Regions from separate parts of the Homo sapiens genome. Here regions 2 and 3 are each linked to region 1. The links are chromatin loops, found by intact Hi-C in ENCODE. Cell type or tissue: heart right ventricle. All regions are shown on one strand.

What was found. Hi-C counts contacts between places; a loop is a spot of excess contacts. Peaks named below come from ENCODE experiments on the same cell type or tissue, not always from the same donor. Only the 100,000 strongest peaks of a DNase experiment are listed, where the experiment ranks them.
Region 2: a loop joins it to region 1, with 8 times the contacts of the local background. A loop is called at or near these places in 49 of 110 quality-filtered maps.
Region 3: it touches region 1 in a loop (2.6-fold over the local background); 16 of 110 quality-filtered maps call a loop at or near these places.

The regions. Positions count from the first base shown.
Region 1 is chr11:11,794,701-11,802,700 of GRCh38, reverse strand. No RefSeq gene overlaps it. Among named protein-coding and RNA genes, the nearest start is that of MIR8070, 15 kb to the right of the region's middle. In heart right ventricle, a CTCF peak has its summit at 3,700 (motif pointing left); a DNase peak (open chromatin) is centred at 3,680.
Region 2 is chr11:11,845,183-11,853,182 of GRCh38, reverse strand. The region is part of intron 1 of USP47 (ubiquitin specific peptidase 47); the gene reads right to left. Among named protein-coding and RNA genes, the nearest start is that of USP47, 7.2 kb to the right of the region's middle. In heart right ventricle, a CTCF peak has its summit at 3,755 (motif pointing right); a DNase peak (open chromatin) is centred at 3,759; H3K27ac peaks cover 6,541 bases.
Region 3 is chr11:11,921,667-11,929,666 of GRCh38, reverse strand. USP47 (ubiquitin specific peptidase 47) reads right to left here. Exons shown (of 28, transcript NM_001282659.2): 11 at 6,776-6,943; 12 at 102-233. Among named protein-coding and RNA genes, the nearest start is that of DKK3, 83 kb to the left of the region's middle. In heart right ventricle, no CTCF peak of the experiment used is centred here; no DNase peak of the experiment used is centred here; H3K27ac peaks cover 714 bases.

The DNA.
Region 1 (8,000 bases):
TATGGTGGCATGCACCTGTAGTCCCAACTAATTGGGAGGCTGAGGCAGGAGAATCGTTTGAACCCGGGAGGCAGAGGTTGCAGTGAGCCGAGATCGCATCACCGCACTCCAGCCTGGCAAGAATGAGACTCTGTCTCAAAAAAAAAAAGACGATGTTTTAATTTTTTTCTAAAAGTTTTGGTACCTCTTTCTTTTCTCTTCTCTTTTGTTTCCCTGTTTTCTAAATTGTGTCCATTCATTCATTCCAATACAAAATATTTACTGAGTGCTTATTATGTGCTGTGGAAGTGGTGCACTGTTCTTATCCCCAATTTCTCCCCAATATCTCACAACACAGTAGAAAAAAATATCAGTGTAGTAGGGTTTTGCCTTGAAATAAAGCTATCTTCCATTTACGGGCCAAGTATGCCAGGGCATGTGTGGAGGAGTGGGCTTATCTATTTGCGCTAAGGTCTGAGGGAAGGTGTTTATCATAATGGAGATAATTTGGGTCAAAAACACTACCTCATCTGTGTAAAAGAAGAAGCATTTCTGAGTCCAGGATTTTCTTAGATTGTTCATGGACCCAAGCTTGCGTCTCTAGGAACATCAAAAACACAAGGGGACATTGCTTTGGAAGAATGTACAACGTGATGTTCTGAAGGCCAGGAGCAAATCCCCTCCAGCCCTGCAGGCAGGTCTTACCTATAATGAGCACGCACACTGCTGCAGAGCCAACCCAGGACCCACCTGTTGTGAAAGGCATGGTTAGCTCACCTGGCATTGTCAATCTCTGGAAATGCAATGAATGGAATAGGACTGCTCTGGGGACAAGTCTTGGTACCAACCTGTTCTTCGCGAAGATGGAGCCGCTGCCAGTGTGACTCCAGGACTGATTTCCCAGTTAGCTAAGGACCTTCTCATGGTCTTGTTACCTTAATCTCTCCTTCCGACCAGCTTCTTATTCAGCTCTGTTAGTACTCATTCCTCCCCTGCCTGTTCTTCTTCCACAAAGAGTCCTCAAGTCCTTGGCTCCTGTTTTTGTCCCATCCCACAAGTACTGCCCTGCACATTTTTCTTTGTGAACTCACATGGTTAATTATCTGAGCCACTTCCTTGTCAGAACTCTGGGTTCCCTCACTTTCTCTCATTTGGCTGGACTCATCCATCAGAAAACTAACTCTGGATGTATGAGACCTCTGTCTTCTCAGCTCCTACTTCTGGGCTGCTGCTCCTGCTGCTAGAAGAAGTGTAGATTACACACACTGTGCCACTGCGATTAGCTCCTCCTTCAAGAGCTCATTACTTGCCTTAGCCTTCACCACCTTCCTCAAGCCCTATACCACCCCTGAGTTCTCATCCCTGGCATGTGGTTTTTCCTCCTAGGGACATTGAGGCCATTTCCTTACTTCCTTTCTCCCTTTAATTTGCTCTTATTGAACTTTGTCCTTGCCAATCCCCTGAGATCTCTTTCCGTATGCGTTAATAGCATCCATCTTGTAAAATCTGATGGTTGGTTCTCAGTCCTCTTTCAACTTGAACTTTTAGTGATATTTGACACAGTTGGTTCCTTTCCCTTTCTTGACCACTTTCTTCATTTGGTTATGGGGACACTGCAGAAGTCTTTGACTTCTTTTCACCCATTGGCTGTTCCATCTTATCTTCTTCCCTAGCTCCTCTTTTTTTTCTGACGTCCAAATATTTGAATGTCTCAGAGCTCACTTCTCAGCCTCATCTCTGCTCTTTCTTACTCAGTAAGAAATCTCAGCTGGTGTTCTGACTTTAAATGCCAACTATAGGCTGATCATTCTGGAATGTGCATTTCTATATGCACTTTCTGTCCTGAATTCCAGACTTGTATTTCCAGCTGCCTACTTGGCATATTCCCTTGGGTCTCTAGTAGACATCTCAAACTCCACACGTCCAAAACAAAGCTCTTGATTTCTCCATGTCAAATTGCTCCTTCATGGCTTCTCCATCCTTGTTGCCCAAGCCAAAATAGAGAGTCACCCTTGATTCGTCTCTCTCTTACCTTCCACTCTACTCTATCAGAAGAGGTCCGTAATCCATTTACTTTGCTCCAGACCACCATCATTTCTCAGTGGAACAACTATCCCTGCTTTCGCTATTCCCCTGCCTTCATTTTTCATACAGAAGCCAGGGAGATCACTTAGCAACTTACATTAGATAAGGTCATTCCCTTGATTAAAACCTTCCACAAGCTTCCCATGATACTCAAAATCTAGGTTCCCAAACCTTACTTCCAAAGTCCTGTGTGATCTGGCCTCTGGCCGATCTCTCTAATCTTACCTTATTCCCTTTTCTCCTTTGCCCATTCTATTCTAGCTTCACTGGCCTGCTTTGGATTTTTTCAACCTCGTAAGCCACTTCTTTCCCTGATTTTCACATGGCCTTAGAAAGTCTAAATGACATCTCAGAGAGGTTTCCCTGACCACTCATTCTAAAGGAGCCCGACACCTATCACATCACCATATTTTAATTGTCTGCATAACACTTATCTCTGTTGGATATTTTTCTTGTTTATTTGGTATTGTCTGCTCCAACTAGAAGGTCATCAGAAACTTTGCTTTGTTCATTCATGTATTCTCTGCACAATTTGACATGGGTCATTTACAAGATGATTGTATACGTCAGTCCAAGGCATGGGAGAATAGGCTGGAGATGCCGTAGGCTGACACCTTATGTAATACTTCACCAAGACCTGCTGATTTTACCTCCTAAACATTTTTCTATTCCAGGGCTGTCCCTCCATATAAAAGAGATGGAGAAGGCACAAAGCTGTCATCATTTCTTTATTACTTCAACAGTTTCCATCTGGTCTTCCTGCCTTCAGTCTTATTTTCTCCGATCCATTCTCTGCCACAGTTCCTAAAACATAAGTCTGGCATGTCACTCTCCTGTTTAAAACTCTTCAAAGGCTTTCAGTCATTTGCATGATAAAGTCATTAGCCTAACAGTATATTCTGTGTTGTGATAGGTGGTCTCTGTCTCTATGTCCTTCTTGTTTTATTCTCCAAGAATACCCAGCTGCTTGTAGGGCACTGTGAATACTTTGCTTTCCCTGTTTCTGTGTCTTTGCTCATGTGCTCCACTCTGCCTTGGACTGTCTGGCCTTTAGAAGCCATGTGACCTTGGGATATCACTTATTCTTCTGAACCTTAGTTTCCTAATAATCATAATTCTTCACAGGGGCAACGTGAGGGTCAAATGATATCATGTACAGAGAAAAAAGTACAATGCCTGTTGTATAGCATGTGCTCAAAAAATTGCAATTGTATTTTTCAACAATGTTAATGTTGACACTAATACTACTAAACCATAATATAGTGGAGCTAGTGTAAGATTTCTGGTACTTTCTTGGGTTACTTGCCTTGGGAGAAAGTAACCAGATCTGACTAAAAATTTGAACTACCAGCTCTGATTTTCCAGTCCTCCTTCCCTGTCCTTCCTAGAAAACTTGAAATCCACATAATTCTCACCCAAGGATTCTCAAATCTGCAGGGACAAGACAAGCACTTGTTCCTCATTGGGCCCTGGGACCCTCCCCGGCTGTGCTCTCGGGTGAGGGGGTCAGTTGGGATTGTCCAGCATTTCTGTGTCTTGGGAATGGAAATTAAGACTTCGGAGTTTTCCTCCAGTCTTTCTCATAGACTTACTGAACAGCCAGGTTTCAGAGACATGCTGGAGCCCCCTGGTGGTGGCTTCTGGGCACGGTAATAGCCATAACTGCAGGGTGAATGGAACCTGTGAAGTTCAAAGTACTTTGTCACTATGTTATCTTGTTATCACTGCAAGGAGTGTTAGGGATCTACTTGGCATCTTGTGGACTGACATATGAGGGAGGATAATGACATGTTCTAAGCTTCCAGGGTGTGGTGGGGATGATGGGAAAGGGCTTTGGTGCCAGTGGGATGGGTTAGCCTGGAGTGCTCCCCAGGGACAAAAAGCAAGGTTGCTGTACATAATGACAACCTTTGACTGGATCAGAATGAGACCCAGGTGAGCCAGGTCTCCTGGTGATTTTTATCTACTTTCAAGGTTTAGCTGCTCTGAGCTCTGTGAATTTCAAGTAGTCCAACAGTCAGTTTGGCGAATACATTCATTTACTTAGAGACTTAATAAATTAAGCCAATAAATACCTACCATATACTAGGTGTTAAGTGCTGTGGCAAGTGCTGTGGCAAATTCTGAGATGAATCATTGCCCCCACCTTCCACAAACTCACAATCTGGTGGGGATTATGAGACTCATAGACAAATAATTGAATGGAAGAACATTCCATGCTCCTGGATAGGAAGAATCAATATCGTGAAAACGGCCATACTGCCAGAGGTAATTTATAGATTTAATGCCATCCCCATCAAGCTACCAATGACTTTCACCACATAATTGGAAAAAACTACTTTAAAGTTCATATGGAACCAAAAAAGAGCCCGCATTGACGAGACAATCCTAAGCAAAAAGAACAAAGCTGGAGGCATCACACTACCTGACTTCAAACTATACTACAAGGCTACAGTAACCAAAACAGCATGGTACTGTACCAAAACTGAGATATAGACCGATGGAACAGAACAGAGCCCTCAGAAATAATACCACACATCTACAACCATCTCATCTTTGACAAACCTGACAAAAGCAATGGGGAAAGGATTCCCTATTTAATAGATGGTGCTGGGAAAACTGGCTAGCCATATGTAGAAAGCTGAAACTGGATCCCTTCCTTACACCTTGCACAAAAATTAATTCAAGATGGATTAAAGACTTAAATGTTAGACCTAAAACCATAAAAACCCTAGAAGAAAACCTAGGCAGTACCATTCAGGACATAGGCATGGGCAAGGACTTCATGACTAAAACACGAAAAGCAATAACAACAAAAGCCAAAATAGACAAATGGGATCTAATTAAACTAAAGAGCTTCTGCACAGCAAAAGAAACTACCATCAGAGTGAACAGGCAACCTACAGAATGGGAGAAAATTTTTGCAATCTACCCATCTAACAAAGGGCTAATATCCAGAATCTACAAAGAACTTAAACAAATTTACCAGAAAAAAATCAAACAACCCCATCAAAAAGTGGGCAAAGGATATGAACAGATACTTCTCAAAAGAAGACATCTATGCAGCCAACAGACACATGAAAAAATGCTCATCGTCACTGGCCATCAGAGAAATGCAAATCAAAACCACCATGAGATACCATCTCACACCAGTTAGAATGGCGATCATTAAAAAGTCAGGAAACAACAGGTGCTGGAGAGGATGTGGAGAAATAGGAACACTTTTATGCTGTTGGTGGGACTGTAAACTAGTTCAACCATTGTGGAAGACAGTGTGGCGATTCCTCAAGGATCTACAACTAGAAATACCATTTGACCCAGCGATCCCATTACTGGGTATACACCCAAAGGATTATAAATCATGCTACTATAAAGACACATGCACATGTATGTTTATTGCGGCCCTATTCACAATAGCAAAGACTTGGAGCCAACCCAAATGTCCATCAGTGATTGACTGGATTAAGAAAATGTGGCACATATACACCCTGGAATACTATGCAGCCACAAAAAAGATGAGTTCATGTCCTTTGTAGGGACATGGATGACGGTGGAAACCATCATTCTCAGCAAACTATTACAAGGACAGAAAACCAAACACCACATGTTCTCACTCATAGGTGGGAATTGAACAATGAGAACACTTGGACACGGGGTGGGGAACATCACACACCAGGGCCTGTCTTTGGGTAGGGGGCAGGGGGAGGGATAGCACTGGGAGATATACCTACTGTAAATGACGAGTTAATGGGTGCAGCACACCAACATGGCACATGTATATATATGTAACAAACCTGCATGTTGTGCACATGTACCCTAGAACTTAAAGTATAATAAAATAAAATAAAATAAAAACAAAAGAAAACAAGAGAAACAAAAAAAGACTCATAGACAGTTGAATTAGAGGGGGGAAAGTGATAATGATTCAAGTAGAAGTAAAATGTAAGTGAGTTCAGAAGAGGGAGATATATCCAACAGTAAAATTTTATAGCAGGGAGCATTTGAACTAAAAGAATGTGAGTTGCAGAGGGCATCCCAGATGGAACCATGGCAGGAAAGCCTGGGTGTGTGTGAAACTGCCAGAAGTTTTGTTTGGTGCATGGAGACTGGAAAGATAGACGGAGGCTACATCCAACTGGGTCCTCATCATCTGTGCAAGGAGTTTGGATCTGATTTCTTAGGCAATGAGCATAACCTGATGAGAAGAGTGTTTTAGGAGAATTCAGTGATAGGACATAGGATGGATGGGAGGAAGGAAGGATGAAATGTGGAGAGACATTAGGTGACTATTAGGATAGTTCAGGCAGGTGGAATGGAGAGGAGAGGGCAACCTAAATAAGTGTTTCATCACTTATCAACATTACTTGGCAACTGATTGTAAAAAGGGCCAATGGACAGAGATGAATTTTTAAAATGCCATGACATTTCCAAACACTGTTGGCTGGGAAGATTGTGGAACCCATAGCAGGTACAGAGGCAAAGCATGTTTGAAAGGAAATGGGAGGTGTTCCATTTTGGTCAAGAGGAGTTTGAGATATCTGTAGAATGTTCAGGTAGAAATTCAGGCTTGGAGTACAGAAGGGAAATGGCTTTGAGACATAGAATATGAGATCAGTTCCACTGAGAAAAAGATAAACCGGTAGAATTTGGTAAGATTTCAGAGGAGGTTGGGAGATCTCTTATCTGTGCAGAAGAAAATGAGAGGCAATGTGAAAGTGGCTTTGTGCTCAGAGGGCAGACCTGAATTTGAATCCTAGCTCTGCCACATAGTCTTTGTGTGACCTTAGACAAGTTACTTAACCTCTTTAAGCCTCAGTTTTCTCATCTATAAGATGGGATGTAATATAGCCTTTTCTTTGGAGGGGATTATGAGGATTAAATCAGATGACATATGCAAAATATTTAGAAGGATGCCCAGCATATGACTGCTTGATAAAAGCTACCATTTTAAAAATTATTACCACTAATAATGACAATGATTATTAGTAGATAATAGTACAATGAAAATGATTAGTAGTACAATGATAGAAAATTGAGGGCACTGACATTTTGGGAGGGTGGAGGAAAAGAAGTCAGAGAGGATAGAAATAGTGGAAGAGGAGAAATGAACTATAGTTTTGCAGCATTAGGCGAGAATTTCAAGGACTTGGTAGCCACTGTTATAATTGAGGTGAGAAGTTAATGTGGATGAATATAGAGAAAATACTGTTAAATTTGGAATGGGAATATATTAGTTTGCTAGGGCTGTTGTAACAAAGTACCACAGACGAGACAGCTTAAACAACAAACATTTATTGTCTTCCAGTTCTGAAGGCTGGAAGTCTTAGATTAAGGTGTCCCAAGGTTGGTTCCTTGTGAGGGCTGTGAGGGAAGGATCTGTTCCATGCCCCTCACCTCACTTCTGGTGGTTTGCCAGCATCTTTGGCTTATAGATGCATCGTCTCAATCTCTGTCTTCATGTTCACATGGCATTTTCGCTGTGTGGATGTCTCTGTTCAAATTTCCCCTCTTTGTAAAGATACGGGTCATATTGGATTAGGAGCCCGCCCTGCTCCAGTATGACCTTGTCTTAACTAATTATATAATATTTATATTATTATATAATTTTAGATATAAAATGATTTTAGATAGAAAATTGAGGGCACTGACATTTTTGGGGGGTGGAGGAAAAGAAGTCAGAGAAGATGGGAAGAAACAGCAGAAGAGGATCAATGAACTATAGTTTTGCAGCATTAGGTGACAATTTCAAGAACTGGGTGGGAAGGATCTGTTCCATGCCCCTCACCTTGCTTCTGGTGGTTTGCCGGCATCTTTGCAGACCAGGCTTCTGGTGGTTTGCTGGCATCTTTGCAGATCATATTATACACAGATTATAATCTGTGGTCAAATTTTACCTAGGGTCAGATTATACACAGATCTGTGGTCAGATTATACAC
Region 2 (8,000 bases), 50 kb before region 1:
TCTTTTCTTTCTAACTTGGGCTATCACCATACCCTACTATTCTGGAGATGCAGGAACTCCTCCTTTCCATTTGGCAAAAAAAAAATTACAGTATCTGGGCACTAAAAGACAAAAAATCTATATGACTAATCCAAAAAAGAGAAAATAGAAGATAGGCAAGAATCCTAATTATTCAAATAGTCATTTTCATGTAAAATAAAAGTCCACCCATTTAAAACTCCTTAAAAACTGCAGGACAAAAAGAAATACTTCATAGTATTCAGTCAGGGCAAGGGCACAGAAGTGACACATGAACATATAACAGCACATCTGAGGAACAGCAACTAATGTAGTGGAATGTGGTTTGTACAAAACTGGCTTGGGGCATGAGACAAAAACATTAAGAATCTCTGGTTAAAGAGGATAGACTGAATATAAGGATTTAGCTCTGATGCCTCCCAGTTAAGAAATTTTTGAAAGACTATTAACCCCAAACAAACAGAAACACAATTTTAAAAGCTAGAAAACAGAATAAGTGGCAATGACAATTACAACTAGGAAGGCTGAATTCCATGTTAGCCTAGAAGAAAGCAAAGACACCTAGTTTATATCACACTGACATTTAGTACACCAAAAGACCTCTAAACTCCTTGGAGAACTGGTTGATTCCAGGGTTGGGGCAAGGAAAACATAAGATGGGCTGAAGCATTATGTGGTGTTGGAAAGTAAGGAAGTGAGTGCTCAAAAAGCAAGGATGAGCACAGAAGCCCACCAGAAAAAGCACCCCCTGGCAAAAATTGGAACAGCTTGATCAACAAAATAAATGATATAGAATTGGATTATAATCCAAAGAATAAATATCCATAAGTCCATACTGATACAAATAAATAAGTAAATAAATGGGGGTGGGGGGAAGGACAAATTCTCCTCACAGAAGAATTTAAATTAATAAATGTAGAAATAATGAGAGAAATAGAAAATCACTATTATTAAGCCACAGTAATAATTGCTGCAGGCAAGATCACAGATAGATGATAAAATTAGTGGGCAGAAATTTAGGGGGAAATAGGTTATCTGCATGGTCTCAAAGAATTTGATTTTTAAAAGCTATTTTATTTTTAAAGTTTGACCTGCCTGGCTGAGTAACTTTAAATCAAAGTACTTAATAATTATTAAAGGGAAAAATAGTAACTTCACAGTGGAGAAACCTAGCAGACACCCTCTTACCCAAGTGATCAAGGTTAACATCACCAGTAGTACGTATCAGCATCATGCCCCCCTACCAACATAATGCACTAAGAAGAACACATCCCATCTGTGATAATCCTTCTTTTTATTCATAACCTCAATCTATTCATGAGAGAGCATCCACAAACCCAAATTGAGAGCCATTCCATGAAATAACTGACCAGTACTCTTCAAAAGTGTCAAGATCTTGAAAATGAAGACTGAAAAATTATCACAGATAAAAGGAAACTAGGAGATATGATAACCAAATGCAATGTGGTATCCTAAATTTGGATCTTGAAACAAACAAAAACTATAAGAGGGAAAACTGGTAAAATCTGAATAAATTCTGTAGTGTAGTTAATAATATTATACTAAGGTTAATTTCTTCTGATCATCGTTCTATGGTTATATAAGATGTTAAGATAAAAAGAAGCTGGATGAAGGGTATACGGAAACTTTGTACTCTTTCCGCAATTCTTGTGTAAATACATTAAAGCAAACAAACAAAAAAATAAACTAAGGGGCTCAGGAACTGGAAGTTTCAGACACTTTGGGAACGAGAGTGGAGTCCAAACTAGAACTGACCAAAATCTAAGAAGTAGTGAAAATCCCCAGACCTCCTCTTCTACTCTTCAACCCTTTCTGATAAAAGACTAAACAATCTCTAGAGAGCATATAACAGGATATATCTAGACTAGAGGACAACATGCTCAATTGAATTTGAAGGGTGCCATAATGAAAACTGGGGAATTAGGTTAATCTGCATGCTTAAAGATGAGACCCATATCCCCTTTTCCTACTCAGCTCTCAAGCTTGTTCTCTCCTGGCAAAAGATGAGAAATTTTGTCTGGGAAAACAATCCAGCACAAAAGAAAAGATGTGTCACTGGGTGCCCTGGTCTAAATGCCTATGTCTCCTTACCCCAAAATTCACATGTTGAACCCTACTTGCCAATATGATGATATTAGGAAGTGGGATCTTTGGATGGTGACTGGATCAAGAAGGCAGGGCCCTCATAAATGAGATTAGTGCCCTTGTAAAAGAGGCCCCAGAGAGCTGCCTTGTCTCCTTCCACCATGTGAGGACACAGCGAGACGGTGCTGCTCTGTGAACCAGAAAGCAGGCTTTTACCAGACACCAAATCTGCCGGCACCTTTATCTTGGACTTCCCAGCCTCACTCACAGGAACTGTGAAAAATAAATTTCTGTGGATTATAAGCCACCCAGTTTATGGTATTTTGTTTTTGCAGCCCAAATGGACTAAGACTGGGAGTCTGCAAGGAAATCATCCAGATTTACCATCCTACACAAAAAACCATAATCACACAAAAGCAGAGCTTCCATTCAGCTTAGGGCCTCTCTCTTAAATAAGCACAGACTGCCAAGGATCATGAGACATCTAAGGAAAGCAACAAATATGAAAGATAAAGACCAAAGCAAACAAACAGAAAAAGGAAATTTGGAAGAAAAAGAATATGCAGACAAAAAAAAAAAAAACTACCAATATTTCCTAAGAGAGATAAGACACTGCATCCATAAAACAAATATAGGATTTTTTTTTCAAAAAAAGGAATGGAAACTATACATATTATAGCAGAAATAAGAACTTAGTAGAAAAACTGGAAGACAAAGTTGAGAAAAATCTCCCAGAAAGCAAAGAAAAAAAATGTAAAGAAATGGAAAATAGATGAAAATAGACAAGAAAATTAGAGAAACCCATCAGTAGGCCCAACATCTAACAACAGGAATTCAAAAGAGAGAGGAGAGATAAAATGAAGGAGAGGAAATCAAAGAAATTATTTAAGGAAAATTTGCAGAATTTATGAGATAAATTCCAGATTGAACAGGATTAGCAGAATGAATTAAAAAAACAGACATATAACTACATAATACAAGAATTTCAGAACTCTGGGGACAAAGATTCTCTCTCTAGCTCGCAAAGAGAAAAAAAGAAAGTTTCAAAATAGTTGAAAAGGATGTTCTAAGCATCTGATCTCAACATCGACACAGAAAAATAGAAGACAGTAGAGCAATGCCTTCAAAATTCTGAGAAAAAATTATTTCTGACTCAGAGTTCTCTGCCCAGCCAAACTATCCATAAAACAAGAGGGGAGAAAAAACATTTACAGACATGTATAGTCTTGAAAAAATTCTATCCCATCCAGAGAACTATTGAAAGTGGCCCTTCAAAATGAGAAAGTAAACAAAGACAGCCAAAGATACCAGATACAGAAACAGGGGCTCCAAAACAAGACAGAACTGAGAGAATCATAAAGATGACAGTAAAGCAAGTCCAAGACAACAGCTGCACAAAAGTTCTAGCTTTAACAAGTTCAAACTGGAGTAGGTCAGAAGGCCCTGGGAAAGAGCTTCTCACGAAGTCAAAATTGGTAGGTTTGAAGATAAGCCATTTATACACTTGAGAGATAGTTTGGGCTAAATCAGGGTTTCTCAACAACAGCTCTACTGACATTGTGGGCCTTCTAATTCTTTGTTACAGGAGGCTGTCTTGTGCAGTGCAGAAGAATATTTGGCAGCATACCTGGCTTCTACCCACTAGATGTCAGTAGCACACACCCGCACTCTCCTCCCCTCCCCCAACATTGCCAAATGTCCTCTGGAGAGAAAATGGGCCCCAATTGATAACCACTTGGCTAATTTAATAAGTATACAGAAAACTAAGCAAAGCAAAATTGTTAAAAATTACTAACTCTGGCCTAGCTAACATGGTGAAAATGGAGTCATTATAAACTGAAATACTGATGTATACAGGCTGGGCATGGTGGCTCACGCCTATAGCCCTAGTACTTTGGGAGGCTGAGGCAGGAGGATTGCTTAAGCCCAGGAGTTCAAGACCAGCTTGTGCAATAATAGTGAAACTCCATCTCTATGAAATGCGGATGTATCCAAACGACTTGCAGTATGACAATATTGGGAGTACTGGGCAGGGTTAAAATGTGTGCTTGTGTGTGGTTGGGGATAGTGGTAAACCCTCATTTTTACTTAAACTGAAAAATATCTTAAACTGAAAAATCAAGAAGTAACACTATAAAAACGCTAGTTTCGGCTGGGCATGGTGGCTCACGCCTGTAATCCCAGCACTTTGGGAGGCCGAGGCAGGCGTATCACGAGGTCAAGAGATCAAGACCATCCTGGCTAACACTGTGAAACCCCATCTCTACTAAAAATACAAAAAATTAGCCAGGTGTGGTGGCGCGCGTCTGTAGTCTCAGCTACTCAGGAGGCTGAGGCAGGAGAATCGCTTGAACCCGGGAGGCAGAGGTTGCAATGAGGTGATATCGCACCACTGCACTCCAGCCTGGGTGACAGAGTGAGACTCCGTCTCAAAAAAAAAAAAAAAAAAAATGCCAGTTTCAAATATGGAAGTAAGTATCAAAAGAATGAGTTGAAAGCAGTTGCCCCTAGGCAGCCTGAAATGAGGGGAAATTTGCAGAGACCTACTGTTTTTGTAAATATAGTCATGTGCCATATAAAGACATTTTGGTCAACAATCACAAAGATGACAGTGGTCCCATAAGATTACAAATACCATATTTTTACTGTACCTTCTGTATGTTTGAACACACAAAGACTTATGATGTATTACAACTGCCTACAGTATTCAGTACAGTAACATGCTGTAGCCTAGGAGCAACAGGCAATGCCATATAGCCTAGGTGTGTAGCAGGCTAAACCATCTAGGTTTGTGCAAGCACACTGTATCATGTTCAAATGATGTCTAATGATACATTTCTCAGAATAGGTCCTCATCATTAAGTGACAAGTGACTATAGTTCTGCAGAGCTATTTAACTCTTATAAATATATGCATGTATTAAACATAACTTTGATAAAAATTAAATTTAAAAAATCAACTGAATCCATATTATCAAGGACTTTCCTACTGGTTAAAGCTACCTTGATTTAGAATCAAATAGCTATGTAACTTTGAGCAAGTTACTTAGCATCTTTAAGCCTAGTTTCTTCATGTGTAAAATGGATAATGAAGAATAATAGCTAATACTGTCATACTGTCAAATGAGATAATGTAAGTGAACTGGTTAGCATAGTGTCTAGCACATACTGTTTACAAATAGTACCTATCATTCAAATTGCAATCAGAGGGTAATAATTATAAACTTTAAAACAGGTAAATCTTAATCTCATCTGTTTTAGAAAGTAACCCTGGCAGTTGTGGGGAGGATGGTTAAGAAAGGAAAGGCCTTGGAAGCAGACTGACCAATTAGAAAGGCTACACATTGGAGAAAATAACAATAATTAGACAAAGGCAGAGCCATGGAGAGAAAGATAAGGATACAGAGACATTTTCTAAGTGGTGAACTATATGTGAGAAAAAGGAAAAGAGAGGAGTCAAAAACTGTTCTAACTTAAGCATATAAATAGATGGCGATAACACTAACTGAAACAGGAGAACACCAAGAATTGGGTTGTGAGAAGGGAAGGAGAAATAAGTTCGATATTACCTATATTTAATTTGTGGGTCCTAGAGTACAACCAAGTACAGATATCCAGAACAGTGGAAATCTGAATCTAGAAGGGGTCAGGGCTGGAGATATAAATGTGTAAATCACAATCAAAGGTTGAAGCTATACAAGTGGATCCGATTACTCAAGACAAATATACAGAGTAAGAGGAGAGGGGAAATAGGAAAACTGTGAGCACAAAAAAAAAAAACACTATGTAAATACCCCCAAAACTACAATCAGATCATCTCAATTTCTGTTTTTGAAAATAATGTACATGCTCATTTTTAAATATGAAAGTCTAAATATATATCCCAATAATCCAGAAATTCAGAAATAGCAACTCTTAATATTTTAGTGTATTCCTTCTAATCTTTCAACGCATTTAACCCTAAATTGTTCATTTTTTCCTGGACAAAATTAGAATCATATACAATTCTGCATTCAGCTTTTGCTTTCATTCATTAAATGAGCATTTCCAATGATATCTAAAATACTGACTTTTATTAAACACTCCAATTTGTTTAAAACGCTGGCGGGTATAACTTGACAAACTTGTCTCTTACTGGTAAGAGAGAGTCAACATCTGAAATTTAAGAAAAAGCCTCATTTTAAAAGAATCACTAAAATCAAGAATGACAATTGCAGCACATTTCCTCAGGTAATTTAATTAGGAGAAATAAAATTAAAAGAATATGCATTTGACATGTTCCATAATAGATACTGATGAATGGATTTTATAAGAAGTCAGACAATAGAAATAAAAATAAGTTGTTTTTGCTATCAATGTGTCTTATGTACTCTGAGGTTGCTGTGAAGCTCAAATGAGTTAATACAAAGCACAACCAACAGTATCTGGTATATAAATAAATGCTCAATAAATACTGGTTATTACTATCATCATCATCATTAGATGCCAAAACCAGTTCCAGACAGAAGTAGTGATTGCATGAAAGACAGGAGAAAAAAACCCAGAGATAAAGAATTTACATTTCTACTCTTTTTCCTTCATTTTTTCCATTTTCTCTGGATTTAGAGTCCATGAGCACTACTTTAAGTACTGCAGTTTAAGTATTATTTTTAAAGCATCAGTAAATATGCACCTTATCCTTGATCATTCTATAAGACACTTGAGAGAAGAACAAATTTTTCTATTCTAAGTTTTTCCTATTTGGCAGAATACAGTAATATGCACAGTGAGTACTCAATGAATATTAATGACACACATCCTTATAAGAAAACAGAATAACAAAATAGCAACCAAACAATAATTAAAATTGGGATGCTATTAAAAGAGACCTCAAAGCAGAAATCAATATACTACAATTCAAAGACATACGGCAGAATGAAACGGGTGAAAAGCTCTGTTCTTCACCACAATGAAGAGATACCACTCTCTTTGCTCTTTCTGGGTACAACAATTTAGGAGGAATACTAAAAACCCCAGATTATGTCCAAAAGAGAGGAACTAAGAAACAGTTAAAGAACTGAGGAAGCTCAGACTCAGAACAGAAAAGGTCAGTTCTCAGGCTACCCTCTCCCATCTTCAATGATGAGAAAAACTATCCTATGGGAAATGCTTTAACATTTCTGTAAGGCAACTATCAAAAGATGGCAGCTATAGAGATCTAGACTTCTCTCAACTCAAAAACTTAAAAATAACAGATCTCTTCTAAGACAAAGATTTTATCAAAGATTAGTCATAGAAGTATGTATTAAAGCAAAAGTTGGCAAATAGCTTGCCAATGATGCTGTGGAAAACCTCCAAGGACAGGATAATTGGTTAGAATGCTAAATTTACTTACAACTCTGTCACCACATCAACGAATATTTACTGAATATCTGCTCCAGGAAAGACACTGTCTTAAACCTATAGTACAAAACCTACAAAAACAAAAAGCAAAGACAGAGAAACATACCAAGTCTTTGCTGTCAAGGAATTCACAACAAATAATATATAAAATGTAGATTACAGTTTCAGATCATAATAGATGTCGCCAAGCACCATCTAGTAATTGCCAAATGAATTCTATTCCTATATAAAGGTCTTCTAAGAGGGAGAAATCTCTAAGGTTAAAATGGTCAGAAAAGGCTATTTAGCATAAATGAGATATGAGGTACTTATGGAAAAATGTGTATGAAGGTTTTGAACAGGAAGGAGGGGGCAGCACAAACAGAAGTGAAATGCAAGTTAGAGAGAAACCTGTTTGACTACATTAAAAACCTGTTTCATGGGAGAAGAGATAAGCTGGAAGGACAGGTTGTGGCCAGAATCAATGGTACTGGGCCTTGAATACCAAGCTAAGTA
Region 3 (8,000 bases), 130 kb before region 1:
TCACTAGACAGATTCACTCATTCTTAATAAACTTTACTGTTGTTTAGAAACATCCTTACTCCCACCTTTCAGAGTAATAATCTTAAAGGACACCTCCTTACCCTGCTGACATGTTGATCATTGAAGCTGTACCACTGCTCATCACTGAATGACTTTATACATGCATAATAATGACCACCAGCAGCGCTCCCAGAATGAACCATAACAGAGAAAAGTTCATAGATCAAGGAATTCTAAGGGGAAAAAATAAAAGTAACTCAGAGGAGAAGGAAAACACAACCCTTATTTGTGTATTTCCTATTCTCTGTTAACACACAGAGAAGTAACATGGTAAGTTGTCCTATATATTACAGGTCAACTTTCCCCTAAGGTAAAACAAAAATGGCAAGTTATCAAACAACTGTATATACCAGAAGTTACACAAGTTTCATCAGTGCACTCTTCCACATTTTAATTATGCTATAACCTTTGAAACCATATATATCTGTAAATATAAACTTACATATGTAAAAATTAAATAATAGTCTAAAATTTCAGAAGCAGATGCTAATTACAGTGCTGTTCTAAAATACACAGTCGATAAAAAAAATCCGAAGTAACATACTGTTTCTTATTCAAATTCTATTTCCTTTACAAAAGAGCTGAGGAATATAATTATTTGGAACATCTTCTAATGTATTTATGCATTATCTGTGATATCATGATCTACTGATTTGTTCTCTCATATTAAGAATGAATCCTGAATTATACTATATCTACAATAAATTAATATTATTTCTTTAGCTTCCTGTTCTGCAAACAATTCTTTAAAGTTTGGAACTAAAGATTATTTTAGGCAAACTTAAGTATTTGTGGAAGAAAATCAAGAAAAGAGGCAACTTGTTTAAAAAAAAGAGGTCATTTATAATGACTTATTTTTATATTTAAGACAATCTTTTCTTTCAGAAGCCCATGTACTTCACAACTCCTAAGACAGTTTGAGATACTAGAGACTCTGCAAACCAGTAACTCTATCACAAAAAAAGAACAGGTAGGAAGACAGAAACAGAGAAGGAGGTTAAAAAGGCAATTTGACATCAGAAGATTTCCAGTTTATGACAGACAAGCTTTATTTTATTTACTTTTCTACAAGTACTAGGGTTTCTCTTCTTTATTCTTTTCCTAAAAAGCATTGTAGAGCCTTCTATAACTTTCAAGAAATTCTAATTTATCTTAAAATAACTTTAAACTGACCACAATATATTGTTAATTAGTGAAATTTCTAGAACAAATTTTGAAAATGTCTGAAAACTTGTTTTGTGGTTCAAATTTTATTCCTAAAACTAAAATTAATTACAGTGGTGATAGGGAGGAAGTTTCAGAATTTATTTGCAATCCAAAATGTGTTTAAAGCATTGAACAACTTATGAAATGTGGTAACCCCATGTTATTAAATTAAAATGCTTTGAATGTAGTAAATACACTAGACAAAATTTTGATATCACTGAATGATATGAATATCTTATCATAAGCAGTCTCCCCATTTAGAAAAAAAATAAACACAGAAAAAGTCTGCCAACCAACAGCTATACATTTTTTAAGTTTCATCATAATGATCAAAGCCAACATAATTATCTTCCTGGAAAATTCTAATAGCAGCAACTTCTAGATGACAATAATGGTGATATATTCAGAAGACTGAATCACCTTCCAAATTAGAATTGTATATATCTATTTTAAAGCAAAGATAATACAGTCATGACAGAGTAAGGGTTCCCAATTGCAATAATTTTAGTTTCAAATCACAAATACATTGCCAAAAAGTAGGAAGGAAAGTAAAGTGCCTTCATCCAAATGTAGCATGATAATTTGTAAATAAAATTACATAAAAACGTGTCCTAACATTTTCTTCTCTTTTACTACTATTTAACAAAGCAATACATTACTCCTAATTAAAAGGGGATACATCTTCAAACATGGTACTAGCAAACAGAATTACAAATTTCTAGATCTGCGTAGAACAGAAAGCACCTAGTCCAAATTCCTCCAAAATGTAGCAAATGAAAGGCACACAGATTAAATGATTTGTCCAAAGTGATACAGTTTATTAATAGCAAAGTAAGAACTAAAATCTAGATCATTTGGCCCACTAATGCAAGGGTCAAAGAGTGAGTATTTTAGGCTTTCTGGGCCATACGGTTTCTGTCGCAACTACTCAACTCTGTCATTATAGTACAAAACCAGACATACATAATATGTAAACAACCAGAGTGAATGTGTTCTGATAAATCTTTATTTACAAAAACTGGTAACACTAAGCAACAGACCTGGAAGCTCAACACCAAATAGAATAAATACCCATCCTGCCCAATAAACCAAAAACCAAAACAACAACAAAAAACAAAAACTCCCATGTTTAGGCATATCATGTTCAAACTGAACAAAACCAAAGACAAAAAAATCTTCAGGGGAGGCAGAGGGGAAAAACACCTTACCTATAGAGGAACAAGGATAAGAATTATAGCACATTTATCATTATAAACCATGCAAGCAAGAAGAGTGTAATGAAATATTTCATGTTGAAAGAAAAATTACCACCAACCTAGAATTCTATATCCAGAGAAATAATCCTTTAAAAGTGAAGGAGAGAAACTAGAAATCAATAGCAAAAGGAAAACTGGAAAATTCACAAATATGTGTAAGTTGTTTTAAACAACACACTCTTGAACAACCAATGGGTCAAAGAAGAAACCACAAAGGAAATTAGAAAATATCTTGAGACAAATGAAAACAAAAACATAACATACCAAAACTTATGCAATGAAACAAAAGAGGAAAGTTTATAGATGTAAGTGCCTACATTAAAAAAAAAAAGAAGACATCTCAAATCAATAACCTAACTTTATACCACAAGGAACCAGAAATAGAAGAACAAACTAAGTTGGGAAGGAGGGATGTAAAAAAAGAGGAAGAAGAAGAAAAAAACTAGATTCAGAGTTAGCAGAAGGAAGGAAATAAAGATTAGAGCAGAAATAAATAGAGAATAGGAAAAAAAAATGAAACTAAGAGCTGGCTTTTTGAAAAGATCAACAAAGTTTACAAACCCTTAGCTAGGCTAAGAAAGAGAAAAGACTCAAATAACAAAAATCAGAAATGAAAGAGGAGACATTATACTGAAGCCACAAAAATAAAAAGGATCATAAGAGACTGAAAAATTATATGCCAACAAATTGGATACCCTAGAAGAAATGGATAAATTTCTACAAACGTTTAACAGCTTATGAAGGCTGACTCAAGAAGACATAAAAAATCTGAACACATCTATAACTAGTAAGGAGATTGAATCAGTAATCAAAAACCTCCCAACAAAGAAAACCCCAGGACCAGGTTGCTTTGCTAGAGAATTTTATCAAACATTTGAAGAATTAACACGAATCCTTCTCAAACTTTCTGAAAAAGTAAAAAGGAGAAAAACTTCCAAACTCATTCTATATGGTCAGCGTGACTTTGATACCAAAATTAGACAAAGATACTAAAAACTATAGAACAATATCTCTTTGATGAATATTCATGCATAAATCCTTAACAAAATACTAGCAAACCAAATTCAGTAACACATTAAAGGACTATACATCATGACTAAGTGATCAATGTAATACACTACATTAACAGAATGAAAAAACCACAGGATCGCTTCAATTGATAAAGAAAAAGCATCTGACAAAATTAAACATCCTTTCATGATAAAAACACTCAACAAACTAGGAATAGAAGGAAATTACCTCAACATAATGAAAGCCTTATATGAAAACCCCACAGCTACCATCATATTAAATGGTGAAAAACGGAAAGCTTTCCCTCTAAGATTGGGAACAAAGCAAAGATGCCCATTCTTACCACTTCTGTTCAACGTAGTACTGGAAGTCCTAGCCACAGCAATCAGGCAAGAAGAAATAAAAGATATCCAAATAGGAAAGAAAGAAGAAAAATTATTTCTGTTCACTGATGACAATCTTGTATGTAGAAAATAAAGATTCCGCATAAAAAAAAAAACCCTAACAAGTAAATTCAACAAAAAGTGCAGGATACAAAATCAACACACACACAAATCTGTTGCATTTCTAAATACTAACAATTTATTGTTTCACTAACACTAACAATCCAAAAAGAAAATTAAGAAAACAATTCCATTTACAATAGTGTCAAAGAGAATAAAATTCTTAGGAATAAACTTAACCAAGGAGGCAGAAGACTCATACAGTGAAAAACCATAAAACATTAAGGAGGCCGGGTGCGGTGGCTCACGCCTGTAATCCCAGTGGGAGGCCGAGGTGGGTGGATCATGAGGTCAGGAGATCAAGACCATCATGGCTAACATGGTGAAACCCCATCTCTACTAAAAATACAAAAAAATTAGCTGGGCGTGGTGGCCGGTGCCTGTAGTTCCAGCTACTCAGGAGGCTGAGGCAGGAGAATGGCGTGAACTTGGGAGGTGGAACTTGCAGTGAGCCGAGATCACACCACTTCACTGGAGCCTGGGCGACAGAGCGAGACTCCGTCTCAAAAAAAAAAAAACCAAAAACTAAAACAAAAAAACATCAAGGAAAGAAATTAAAGACACAAATAAATGGAAAGACATCCTCTGTTCATGAACTGGAAGACTTAATACTGTTAAAATGTCCACACTATACAAAGTGATCTATAGGTTCAATGCAATCCTTATCAATATTGAAAATAGGAAAACAACAGAAAAAGTGAACAAAACCAAAAGCTGGTCCTTTGGAAGAAAAAAACCCCAATACAATTGGTAAATCTCTAATTAGGCTAACCGAGATTAAAAAGACGACACAAATTGCCAGTATCCGAAATGAAAGAAGGTTCATCCCTGCATTAAAAGGACATTAAAGGACAATTAAAAGGACAATAAAAGAATACTTTGTACAACTCTATGCCCCCAAGTTTGATAACACAGATAAAACAGACCAACTTCTTAAAAATCACAAACCACCAGAACTCACAAAGGAGAAACAGGTAACCTGAAAAGTCCTATATCTATTATAGAAATTAAATCAATAATTAACCACTTTCTAAAAAAGAAAGCACCAGGCCCAGATAATTTCTCTGGTGAATTCTACCAAATATTTAAGAAACAATACCAAGTTTCCACAATCTCTTCCAAAAATAAAGGCAGAGGGAACATTCCCTAACTTATTACATGAGCCCAACATCACCAAAAGCAGATAAAGACACTATGAGAAAGGAAAACTACAGATCAATGCATCTCATGAACACAGATGCAAAAATCCTCTGCAAAATATTAGCAAATCAAATCAACAAAGTATAAAAAGAAACACACACCATGACAAAGCAGGATTCATTCCAGGTATGCAAAGACAGCTTAACATTTGAAAATCAATCTATGTAATTCAGGCTGAAGAAGAAAATTACATACATGATCATATCAACTGACATAGAAAAAAAAATCTGGAAAAATCCAATACCTATTCATGATAAAAGTTTTCAACAAAGTAGGAAAAGAACATAAAAAACTGAAAGTCAACATCACACTCAATGATAAGAAACTGAAAGCTTTCCTCTGAAGATTGGAAACAAGGTAAGGAAGTTCTCCCTCACCACTCTATTCAACACTGCATTGGAAGTCCCACAGAGTGCAGTGAGACAAGAAAAAGGCATGCAGATGGGAAAGGAAGAATACTGTCTTTATTTGCAGATGAAATGAAAGTGTATGTAAAAACACAGGCAAGGGCCCAGATTTGGCTCTTGAGCCATAGTTTGCCAACTCCTGCTAGAATGCCATGTTTCTATACTCAGTTACAATGTACTTATTACATTATTCATTACATAGCAATCCCTGCTCAACTGTCTGCCCTGAATGAAACAGATAATTTTAAAAAGTAAAGGGTGGTGGTGATAATTAGAAGAATGGCCTTGGTCTAAAAACAGATTTATGAAAGTAAAACTCTATTTTTAAATATTGCCTTAAAAATCCCTATATTTAATGACTCTGTAATACCTGAGTTAGTGATCAGTCTTCACATTAGGAGTTTATTATTCACACCATGCTCAAGACGTTTTATCTATAATCTTTCCCTCAATAAAACAGAATATATGTGGAAAAAAATGGTCTAAAAAACCCTTAAAGTTATTGACACAGGGGCAAGATCCTATCCCAGAGATTATCCAATTCTGTGGTTTTCAAATGATAATCCATAGAACTATACCATTTTTCAAAGTGTCTTGAGGACTATCGCAGGACAGGGAAGAAAGACTAGGGGGCTTTGGCATTTCCCTACTCAGAAAGATCAGATCTATTATTAATTGTCTCATAAAGTGTTTCATGGCCAGACTTTTAAAAATCAATGACTAATCCAACATTTTACTTTTCTATATAGGAAAACTCAGACAAAATTTATAGACACTTGCTGCAACCTTAAAGGCAGAGGTGGTAATAGAATCTTGGTTTCTTGACTACTAGGCATCGTTTCTGTACCATCCAGCTTGCTTAGACAGTTTAAAGTATGGTCTCCCAAAAATTAATGTTCTTACCTGTAAGCAGTTTTTCCTGAAGTTTAATTATAGTCATATATATATATATATATATATATATATATATATATATATATATGTACAAAAAAACTATATTTGAGAAGTCTTAACTTTCAAAAATTAAGTTTCTTTTAAAGATAACTTTATCAGTCACAACAGCTATAGAATTATATAGGAAGTCAGAGATTATTCTCACTTTCAACTAAAAAATGCAAACTATAAAAGGTACCTTTTCAAGTCCAGATTTTGAGATCTTTTCAGTTCCACTATTGGTTTCAAGACAGATTCCTTCATCAACACCATCATCATTGGAGAAATCGTTGCTCATCTGATCACTGTGACAACTACCTTCATTTTCTGCTCCACTGTCAGTGCAACTTTCAGTCTGAGGAGATTTCTTAATAAGACATAATTATCTTAGTTATAAACCATATACAGAGAAAATATGTTCAACAAAACTTTGTACCTATATACTGCTAATATTTTCACACAATTTAACATATTAGTAAAAATATTTTACTTTGAGTACATTTATTTTCTCTTAAAAATTGAGACCTTAAGTAAAATTAAACAAGCAACAGTGTATTTTAAAAGCATTTCTATCATGTCCTTAAAATTCTAATACAACAAATTAGTGATTCAGAATTCTATTAAACCTCATTTATGTTTACTGTTACAACATAATGGTTGAAATTATCATTTCTTTTAGCAAAATCCACAAAATCAGAGAAGCTGAGCTCCAAAATGAGCTTCTGGTGTTCTCAAATCAGGAAAGAATATAATTTCTTTTCTTGAACAAAAAGTCCAACTCGGTTTATCAGTGCGTTAGGTATTACAGATAATTAGAAAGAGAAACAAGACATTGTATTCATCCTTAAGAACTTGATAGTCTTTTTACAGGAAGTAGAAATATAATGGTTACAGCACATTATACTTTTCTACTTTATGGTTTTAAACCACATTCACACAAATTTAATTTGAAGAATTCTCTTTGTTAGAAACCCCCAAACAATCCTTTCCCCCTTTAACGTTTTATATACATCTCTAAAAATGTTTTTATTTAAATAATTTGAGAATTTTCTAAGATGCAGGCTTTTGAAATGTATAAGGCATTGCATAGAAGTTCTTGAGTGAAACCAAGCAATATACAATAAGCACAAACTTTTTGCCAGGAACTCTTGTTGTAGGTACTACATCTAATATACAGTCTTCATCTCTCAAGAAGGTTAGGTTCAAGGATAAATGGAGATGAAATCCAGCTATAGATCTAAGTCCAAAGAGATATAATTCCTGAAACTTCTTCAGCTGAGCCAAAACATTTCTTGTCCCAAGAACTAAACCTAGAATTCTCTAGGAAGTTTCTACTAAGCTTCATATATAAGTTTTCCTTCTTTGGAAAAAATTTTCCTTTATGAGAAATATATTAGGCATATTCAGAAGACCAATCTACTACT